Regions from separate parts of the Homo sapiens genome. Here all the other regions are linked to region 1. A link is a contact called in ENCODE Hi-C or POLR2A ChIA-PET data. All regions are on one chromosome and are shown on one strand. The core of a region is the stretch at or near the end of the contact, and the rest is flanking DNA. Distances in the headings are between cores, read along the strand shown. Region 1 holds the start of DCBLD2 (discoidin, CUB and LCCL domain containing 2). Region 2 holds the start of TFG (trafficking from ER to golgi regulator). Region 3 overlaps CMSS1 (cms1 ribosomal small subunit homolog).

Region 1 (2,527 bases), core at 9-2,508:
AGGATATCAGTCCCTTCCATGTTTTTGAATATCACATCTATGTATGACTATGTATACATATGTATATGTATACATGTATGGCTATGTATGACTCCCAGAGCCATAATTTCAAAGCTCTCAATCTGAGCTTTCGACTAAAATATCCATCTGCCTGTTACATAGCTTCACTTATTATCTAAGTTGGCATCTCAAATTCAATACGTCCAAAATTAACTTACTTTCCCACACAACTTGTTCCACCTTAGCAGTTTTTTGTATTTGCTAATGACACCATTGTCCTTTCAGGGACTGCTGTTAAAAACATCCTACATGGCCACTCTCTTCTAAAATAAATCACTGCGTAGACCTCTGCATTCCTCTTTCCTAAAATTCTTTTTGTCGTTCCATAGGCTTACAGTCTCCATCAAACTGCTTGTGACTCTAATTAGCACTTACTTCATTCTGACTTGCATGCTATATTTCCATCTCTGTTCCACATTTCAAGATTTCTGTAGATAGACAGCAGGTGCTCAACAACTCCTTGTAGAATGGCTGCATGAAGGTTGGGATGTTAGGTTTAAATTGCCTTTGCGGCACGGATCTTGTTTTACACTTTTTTGTCCCCCACCCCCCGCCATAAAAAGAGCAGAGAAAACAGGGAACACATATATTAAAAACTGAACACTGCATCTATTATTCTAACTCGGAGCTGTTGCAACAACTGGCGGCAGTTTTAACAAAACAAGCCACGCTCTGCCATTAAAAAAAAAAAAAAAGTCCCTTAGACTCAGCTCCCAGCTAAAACAACCCAGGATCCAGGTTTCCCACCCCCTTCCAGTGGTCTGATGTGCGTCGGAGGAGCGAGGAGAAAGGAGCAAGGAGCAAGCTGGGCCTGAGGAGCAGGGAGCGCGGGATGGGGGACGTCCCGGAAGTCACTGACGAGCTGGCTGCCGCCTCTGCGGGATCAGTTTGGGCTGAGGGCCCAACAATAACAGGCGCCCGGGCCGGGCGGGGGCCGCGGGGATCCGAAGCTGGAGGGCGGGACCTGGATTGGAGGAGGCGGGTGGGACGCCTCCAAAGGCCGAAGGGGATTGGAAGAGGGAGGTAAGGGGCGGTGGAGCTCGAGGAATGGGCCGGAGAACTAGCGGGTCGAGCGAGGAGCGAGCATGCTGATTGGGTTTCGCGGAAGGAGACGGACCAGAGCTGGCCGAGGATTGGCCGCGGTGCCTAGGGGGCGTGGCCGGCGCGCGCGAGAGGGAGCGCGAGGGAGCTGGCTGCGGGCCTGCCTGCCAGCTAGCCGGAGCCGCGGGTGAGCGCGGCGAGCGGCGACCCTGGTGAGGAGCGCGGCGCGGGAGGCACGTTCCTTAGCTCCGCCGCGGCCGTCCTCCGCGGCTCGAGGACTCCGCTTCCTTCCCTCCCCTCCCCTGCGCTCCGGCCTGGGGTCTCGGCGCGGGGAGCGGAGGGAAGGGACGAAGGAGGAGTAGGTGAAAGCGGGGTGAGGGGCGGAAGGGTCCCGGCGCGGGGTGAGGCGAGGGCTGCCTCTTGTTCTCCCGCCGCTGCCGCCGTCTCCTGGTCGGGTGCCGCGGCCAGAGGCGCGCGGGGCTGCCGAGGCACCCGCACTATGCAGGCAGACTGCCGGCCGCCGCGATGGCGAGCCGGGCGGTGGTGAGAGCCAGGCGCTGCCCGCAGTGTCCCCAAGTCCGGGCCGCGGCCGCCGCCCCCGCCTGGGCCGCGCTCCCCCTCTCCCGCTCCCTCCCTCCCTGCTCCAACTCCTCCTCCTTCTCCATGCCTCTGTTCCTCCTGCTCTTACTTGTCCTGCTCCTGCTGCTCGAGGACGCTGGAGCCCAGCAAGGTGAGTGGTCCCAGGGGAGTGAGCGGCGGGGGAACCTCCGTCGGGGCTGCGGGTCTCTTGGCCCCTGAACAAATCTGCAGACGCTGCAGGGAGGCGCGGTGCGCTTTCGTGCGTGGCCGGACCTGGCTGGGTACTCACGGGGTTGAGTTGCAAAGGCAAGGTCTTGCCCGTCTGTCCCCCAAGTTGGCGCGGCTTTACTTTTTGGCAAGGCCATTTATTTTTCTGAAAGGGGGACGTGAGACCCTGCTATGAAAGCCTCGTTGATATTAGGTCCTTCTGGGGAAAATTTTGGGGAGGAAAAAGAACCTTTGGAGGTAATGACCCCTAAAGTTAAGCTGCACGGATGGATGGACACTGTAGGAAGGCAGGTTAATTAAATAGCATCTTAAGCCTATTAAAGGTAAGTGGTGGTAATTATGATCCTTTGTGAAAGAGCCCGGGTTCTGAAGCGAATGGAATAGTTTCTGCTTATCTCTGAGTCTTGGATTCAGAACATGTTCTTTACAATCCATCATTGAGGCTGGTGGTCTAGACTGCCTTGGTCAAACACTGGGTCTGACCCAACGCTATGCTAATTTGCCCAAGTGAAGCTCTCCACATTAAAAAGGTAAGCCTTTCCAGAAAGTGACAAAACTTTTTTTTTTTTCCACCTACAATCCTTGAAAAACCTGTTCCAGAAACAGGCAAAACTGTTTA
Region 2 (2,527 bases), core at 19-2,518, 1.8 Mb before region 1:
CCTCTGAAGTCCAGAAATGACTCGGCTTCTAACTTGTATAATATAACCCTCTACCAGGTACACTTTTCTCAGCACTGGGAATAATCTGACACGCCCAAGGTCATATAAAAAGCCTGCCTCCTGAACCAGGTTCTAGGTTCGGCGGACAAACTTCTGGTTCTACTACCTCTAAGGGTAAGACCCTGCTCAATTTCAGAGGCTGTGGCTTAAGCACCTCCTGAGGGGAGCAGTTTCCTTCAAGAAATACTAAGCCAAGTCAACCTGTAATTATTCTAAAGAATGCCAAGAGGCCTCAAACCCTGCCTCAAAGGCAGTGCAGCAAGACGGTAAAGATTCTCACTACTAGCTATGTGATCTTAAGTCCTCCAAGGCTCACTTTCATCACATTCGAAATGAAAACAACCATATCTGAATTTGGAGGAATCCTTGTGATGATTAAATGAGACAGTGCATCCAAAATACTTACTGTAGTGTCCAGCAAAGCAAACTCTTAAAGTTAGCTAGAATCATCACTATAAACCAGGCTGGGCCTCCAGCCGGCGCTTGATTAAGCGCTGACTTAGCCAAGGAACTAGGCTCCGATTCTATGACCCCAATCAACTTATTCCCGTAGGCGCCACTCCACACCCTTCCGAGCTCCTTCGGGTATTGGGCGCCGGCCGCCCCAAACCTCCCAAAGCCCCTCTCCTCTCAATCCAAACGCTTGGAGGCAGGCTGCACCAAGGCATTAGCTGGCGCACTCCCCTCCCGGAGCCCCCCAGGCGCGCCTCCTGGCCACCGCAGCCAGGGGTTGCCTCTCTCCCCTCCCCCTCCGCGACCTCCCTTCCCCTCCCCCCATGCAAGGCCCCGCCCGCCCTCCCCCCCGGCCTCGTCCTCCCTCCCACCCCCTCCTCCCTCCCACCCCCTCCTCCCTCCAGCCCCTTCCCACAGTGCCTCCGACCCCAGCTGCCGCGCGGTTCGAACGAGGCCCTCCCAGCGCCTCCTAGTCTCCCGGCCTCCTCGGACAGAGCGCCCGCAACCCCCGTCTCCAGTGGCCATACCGGCTTGCGGAGGCCGCGGCCGCCGCCTCTCCGCAGGTCTCCGCTGAATGGGCGGACGCGAGGCCACTGGACTGGGGCGTCGCGGGGAGGCGGTGGTCACGGCCCCCTCGGTTGCCCTTCGCGACCGCCGCACCTCGCTCGCAGGCTCGCGCGGGCCCCGGCCAATCGCGCTGACCCAACAAGCCTAGCGAGAACTTGGGCTCTGTACGTGGCAGGTGGGGGAAGAACAGAGGCGGGAGCAAGAAAAAAAAAAATGTCCTTTCGCCCCTCCTTATTGCGCGTGGACATACCCAGGACGCATGCGCGACGGCGCGAGGCGCAGGGCTGGCTGGGTCCCGGCTGCCTAGGCCGAAGAGTCCCTGCTTTCTCACTGGATGACGGGATTTAGGAAGCGTGAGCTGCCCCGATGCACGCATGCGCGGGGCGTGACCACGCACTTCCGGTTTTCTCGAAAGCGGGTATTTCCGTTTCTCGCCAATGGGCGGGGCGTAGTGCGCTGTTCTAAACTTTTTGAGAGTTGGTTGCAGTAGACGTCTGTCCAACTTTAAGTGGTTTTTGTCGTTATTGTTGACCATTGTAGTAACAGCTGAAAAAGAAAAAACCTTTTCTTCTATAAATCCATTCATTCATTATTGGGAGCCTATGCTTTGCCAAGCCCGGTTCTAGGAATGGGGGTGAATCATTTTGTGAGCAAGGAGTTTCCAATTAAGCAGGGAAGACCTACAGCGTTTATGAGCAAGGAAAATCTGTAACTGTGTAAAGGACAAAAGCTGGGAAATTAAGGCTAAAGATTCCTGAGTGATTTTTAGAGGATAAGGCATTTGAGTGTGTCCTACGTACTCTTCCCTTCTCCCTTACCTGTTCAAATAGAAATACAGTATGAGTAAGTAGGAATTTATAGCCAAGGGGTGGAAGTCGGTCAGTGGATGGAAAATTACTAAGAGGAAATATCAGGGGCAAGGGAGATTCTGGCTAAACCAACACAACAGGATTCTAGACGAAGATAGGCCAGGATAGCAGACATCACCTGGGGGTGGTGGAGGATGAGGAACCCCATCAAGGGTGAGGGATTCTCACTACACTGCCTTAACAAGGTTCTTTGCTGAAACTGAGTTTTACAAGAAGATGCACAGATGGTCCTAGGAGAAGGCCCAGGAGCCCGAAGTTTGGCCAAACGGAGAATGTTTGTCACTTCTAAGGTGGAGACTAAGCTGATAAATAAAGCATTTAGACCCTACCTGGTCTCCAGTTGTTTACCAGTTATAAAAGAAAAACTTAAGCTGAATTAAATTTAAAGGAGTTTAATTGAGCAGTGAACGATTTCACGAATTGGGCAGCCCCCAGAATCACAGCAGATTAAGAGACTCCAGCAGAGCCACGTGGTGGAAGATTTATAGACAAAAAAAGGGAAATGAGGTACAGAAATTGGCAGTGAAGTACAGAAACAGCTGGATTGGTTACAGGTTGGCGTTGGCCTTATTTGAACA
Region 3 (2,527 bases), core at 15-2,514, 1.1 Mb before region 1:
AAGAGCTGGCTCTACTCTTCCTCCTCTTTCCCCAACTCACCCCAAGCAAATGCTTCAAGCAGCTGCCATACTTGAGGGCTGGCAGTGCCGAAGGCTCTGAAGGTCTGGAAAGGGGAGAAATGAGGGGCCTCTGGGACTAAAGCATAACCAAATTAAGGGATAAACAAGTGAGTTAACTTTAAGTCTATTGCTAGTTTTCCTAGTAAAATAAAGACAGTGGAAGGATTTGGTCTGGACCTATCTGTCCCCTTCCCTGAGGGCTGTTCAGCAGAGCTTGGGACCTGGTCATTTGTGGGGCAAACAGGGCCAGAATGCAGGAAGACAATGCAAGCACAAGTGGACTTGGATTGTGGCTGTTTGGCCCCTATATGCCAGCTTGCCTGGGACAGTCCCTTACTACTAATTTAAACCCTTTCACTTTCACAAGCTATGGCCCAGTGTTTCTTAGGAGGGTATATTTACACTATAGGAGGGACAATTCGTTCTTTCATGAGTCTGCTCAACTCACCATAGAAAATTTGCCTACTAAGTGCCAGAAGCTACCTCCATCCTATCATTTTTCGCCCACCCTGTCATTTTGACAACCAAAAATGCCTTCCTTTTTTTTTTCAAATGCCTTCTGGGGAGAGCAGTGAGGCCCAGACGCACAGCCACTGAATGCCCTGTCAGTTAAAAGAGGAAGCAGAGGCTAAGAGAGGTGAAATGATTTGATTGAGGCTATAGCTAGACAGTGGCAGGGGCATTGTTTCTTGACTTCACATACAGTGAGGCTTCCAGAAGGACAAAACTCTACTGTCTCTTGACAGACACCTGCAGTTGAATCACTGTTTGCGGAGGCATAAACTGCAGGGAAAGAATTTACATGTGGTAATACCAGTGTTTTATTTGTGGCCACTTAATCATTCGCAGTCAGTAGCTTTATGACCCTCGCTGGTTTCAGAGGTTATGAATAATAATGGTATTCTTTAAGGAGGACATGATACTTTAGTTTTTTTAAACACATAGAATTTGGAGTTAAGTCATAAAAGCTTTCCAGAAAGGAAGAGGAGAGTTGTCATTAATTTTTAAATGCATGAAGCTTAAAGAGGGATTTACAATAATAGCATCAATAAATATGCTTTGGAAGCACCTTTTCTTCAAGGAATTCAAAACCTTTTTTTCTTCTAAAAATGTTTAAAGATATATTGTTCTCAAAAGAAGAAAATAACAACACTTCCCTCCGATAGTTTTTACTAGTTTCACTTCCTTAAAAGCATTTAATCCTGAAAATAACCCTAGAAAGGTAGGCAGAGAAAGTATTATACCCATTTTACCAACAAGGAAATTTAGGTTAGAAAACTTCAATGGCTAAACATTTAGCAGTTTTGGACCTTCAAAACCTGAGGACAATACCCTTTACATTTTATCTTGAAAACTCAAGTCGGGAGCACTGTTGATAGTCAATTATTATATTTACTTAAATAACAGCCTCTTTCTCCATGATTTAGGAGGAAATATTTTTTCCCTCTACCTAATTACTCATGGTCATTTGTTCTGCCTACCAACAGTAGTCCTGAACCATGGAAAATAGGAAAACTGGGTTACTTGGCCACTCACCACTCACTGAGCACTTACTATCTATTAGGCCCTGGCTGAGGTATTGAAGATACAAAGGCTAATCAGACCTGGCCTTATCAGGTTTGAAGGGTTCAAAACCATCTTGAGAGCATTTTGAGTATTTTTCTCACTTCTGTCAGCGCTGACTTATTTCTATTACCTGGAGCTGAGATGGCCAAGTGGTTGGTTGTGATTTTGCCCAGGCCAGGTCATTCCCTGTAATGACAACAGGACCCCTCTTTTGCTAACCTCTCTCCTCACAAAAACATCAACAACAACCAATTGTAACAACAATCCCAAATCCTGGGGGGAGTTGGGGAATTCTAGATTTATAATCTCTGTATATACAACAAGCTCTAGAGATAAAACTATGATCTACCAGTTAGGCTACTACTAGTAAACTTAAAAAAAAAAAAAGGTTGTTTACTTTCAGTGACAACTTTGAGAAATAGGTGAACAACCTGATACTTTTAACTACATTGCCAAATATAAAAATAATTCTGCAAATTCTGAATTTCCCTTTTTAAGACATGTCTGAGGCATAAGGAGGAGTGGACTATCTAGAATTAGGAATTTTCACAACTCTAAAGAAGTTACTGGATCCAAACGCTGGAATATCCTGGCCCTGATCAGTTTCAAGTATTCAGGATTAGATTCATAGAGTTATCAGTGCCCTGGGAAATTTGATGAGCCTGTTATTGAGAATACAGCTATTTAGCTGTGAAGCCTTGGGGGAAAACCAAGCAGTCATCATGTTACAATTCCTCACTATTCTCTTGCCTCTCCATACCCTTTCCTTAAAAAATAAACAAACAAAGCAAGCATGTGGCAAACATGTTTCCATTTTTCCACCAAGAATGCAGATGTGACAGCTTCTTCCCCTTCCCTTCTCTCATCCACCCCAGCTCCGCCTCCTCCCCCTTCCCCAGTG

Evidence for each region. Hi-C counts contacts between places; a loop is a spot of excess contacts on that map. ChIA-PET counts read pairs that join two places held with the same protein, here RNA polymerase II (POLR2A). Pooled maps may share reads with other maps.
Region 2: a loop to region 1 is called in a map of B cell, with 19 times the contacts of the local background. The contact joins the promoter of TFG here to the promoter of DCBLD2 in region 1. A Hi-C loop is called at or near these places in 3 of 168 maps with a recorded cell type or tissue (B cell, CD4-positive, alpha-beta T cell and CD8-positive, alpha-beta T cell) and 16 of 50 pooled maps.
Region 3: a loop to region 1 is called in a map of B cell, with 8 times the contacts of the local background. The contact joins the enhancer-like site here to the promoter of DCBLD2 in region 1. A Hi-C loop is called at or near these places in 1 of 168 maps with a recorded cell type or tissue (B cell) and 5 of 50 pooled maps. POLR2A ChIA-PET finds 5 or more read pairs at or near these places in 1 of 52 experiments (PC-3).

What each region holds. Positions count from the first base shown.
Region 1 is chr3:98,900,426-98,902,952 of GRCh38, reverse strand. It overlaps DCBLD2 (discoidin, CUB and LCCL domain containing 2), which reads left to right and starts at 1,258. Exons shown (of 16, transcript NM_080927.4): 1 at 1,258-1,831. The coding sequence starts at 1,627. It overlaps LOC105374002 (a long non-coding RNA gene), which reads right to left and starts at 939. Exons shown (of 2, transcript NR_189121.1): 1 at 436-939. RefSeq lists silencers at 940-989, 1,130-1,819 and enhancers at 927-1,642, 1,643-2,359.
Region 2 is chr3:100,708,235-100,710,761 of GRCh38, reverse strand. It overlaps TFG (trafficking from ER to golgi regulator), which reads right to left and starts at 1,268. Exons shown (of 8, transcript NM_006070.6): 1 at 1,041-1,268. RefSeq lists enhancers at 1-808, 809-1,700 and a silencer at 942-1,171.
Region 3 is chr3:100,045,913-100,048,439 of GRCh38, reverse strand. All of the region lies in intron 1 of CMSS1 (cms1 ribosomal small subunit homolog), which reads right to left. The region is part of intron 1 of FILIP1L (filamin A interacting protein 1 like); the gene reads left to right. Among named protein-coding and RNA genes, the nearest start is that of FILIP1L, 67 kb to the left of the region's middle. RefSeq lists an enhancer at 592-681. Within about 2 kb of position 1,264, at least 14 of the 41 ENCODE cell types and tissues checked have a DNase peak (open chromatin) inside an H3K27ac peak, as active enhancers do; they include B cell, where a contact is called at or near this core.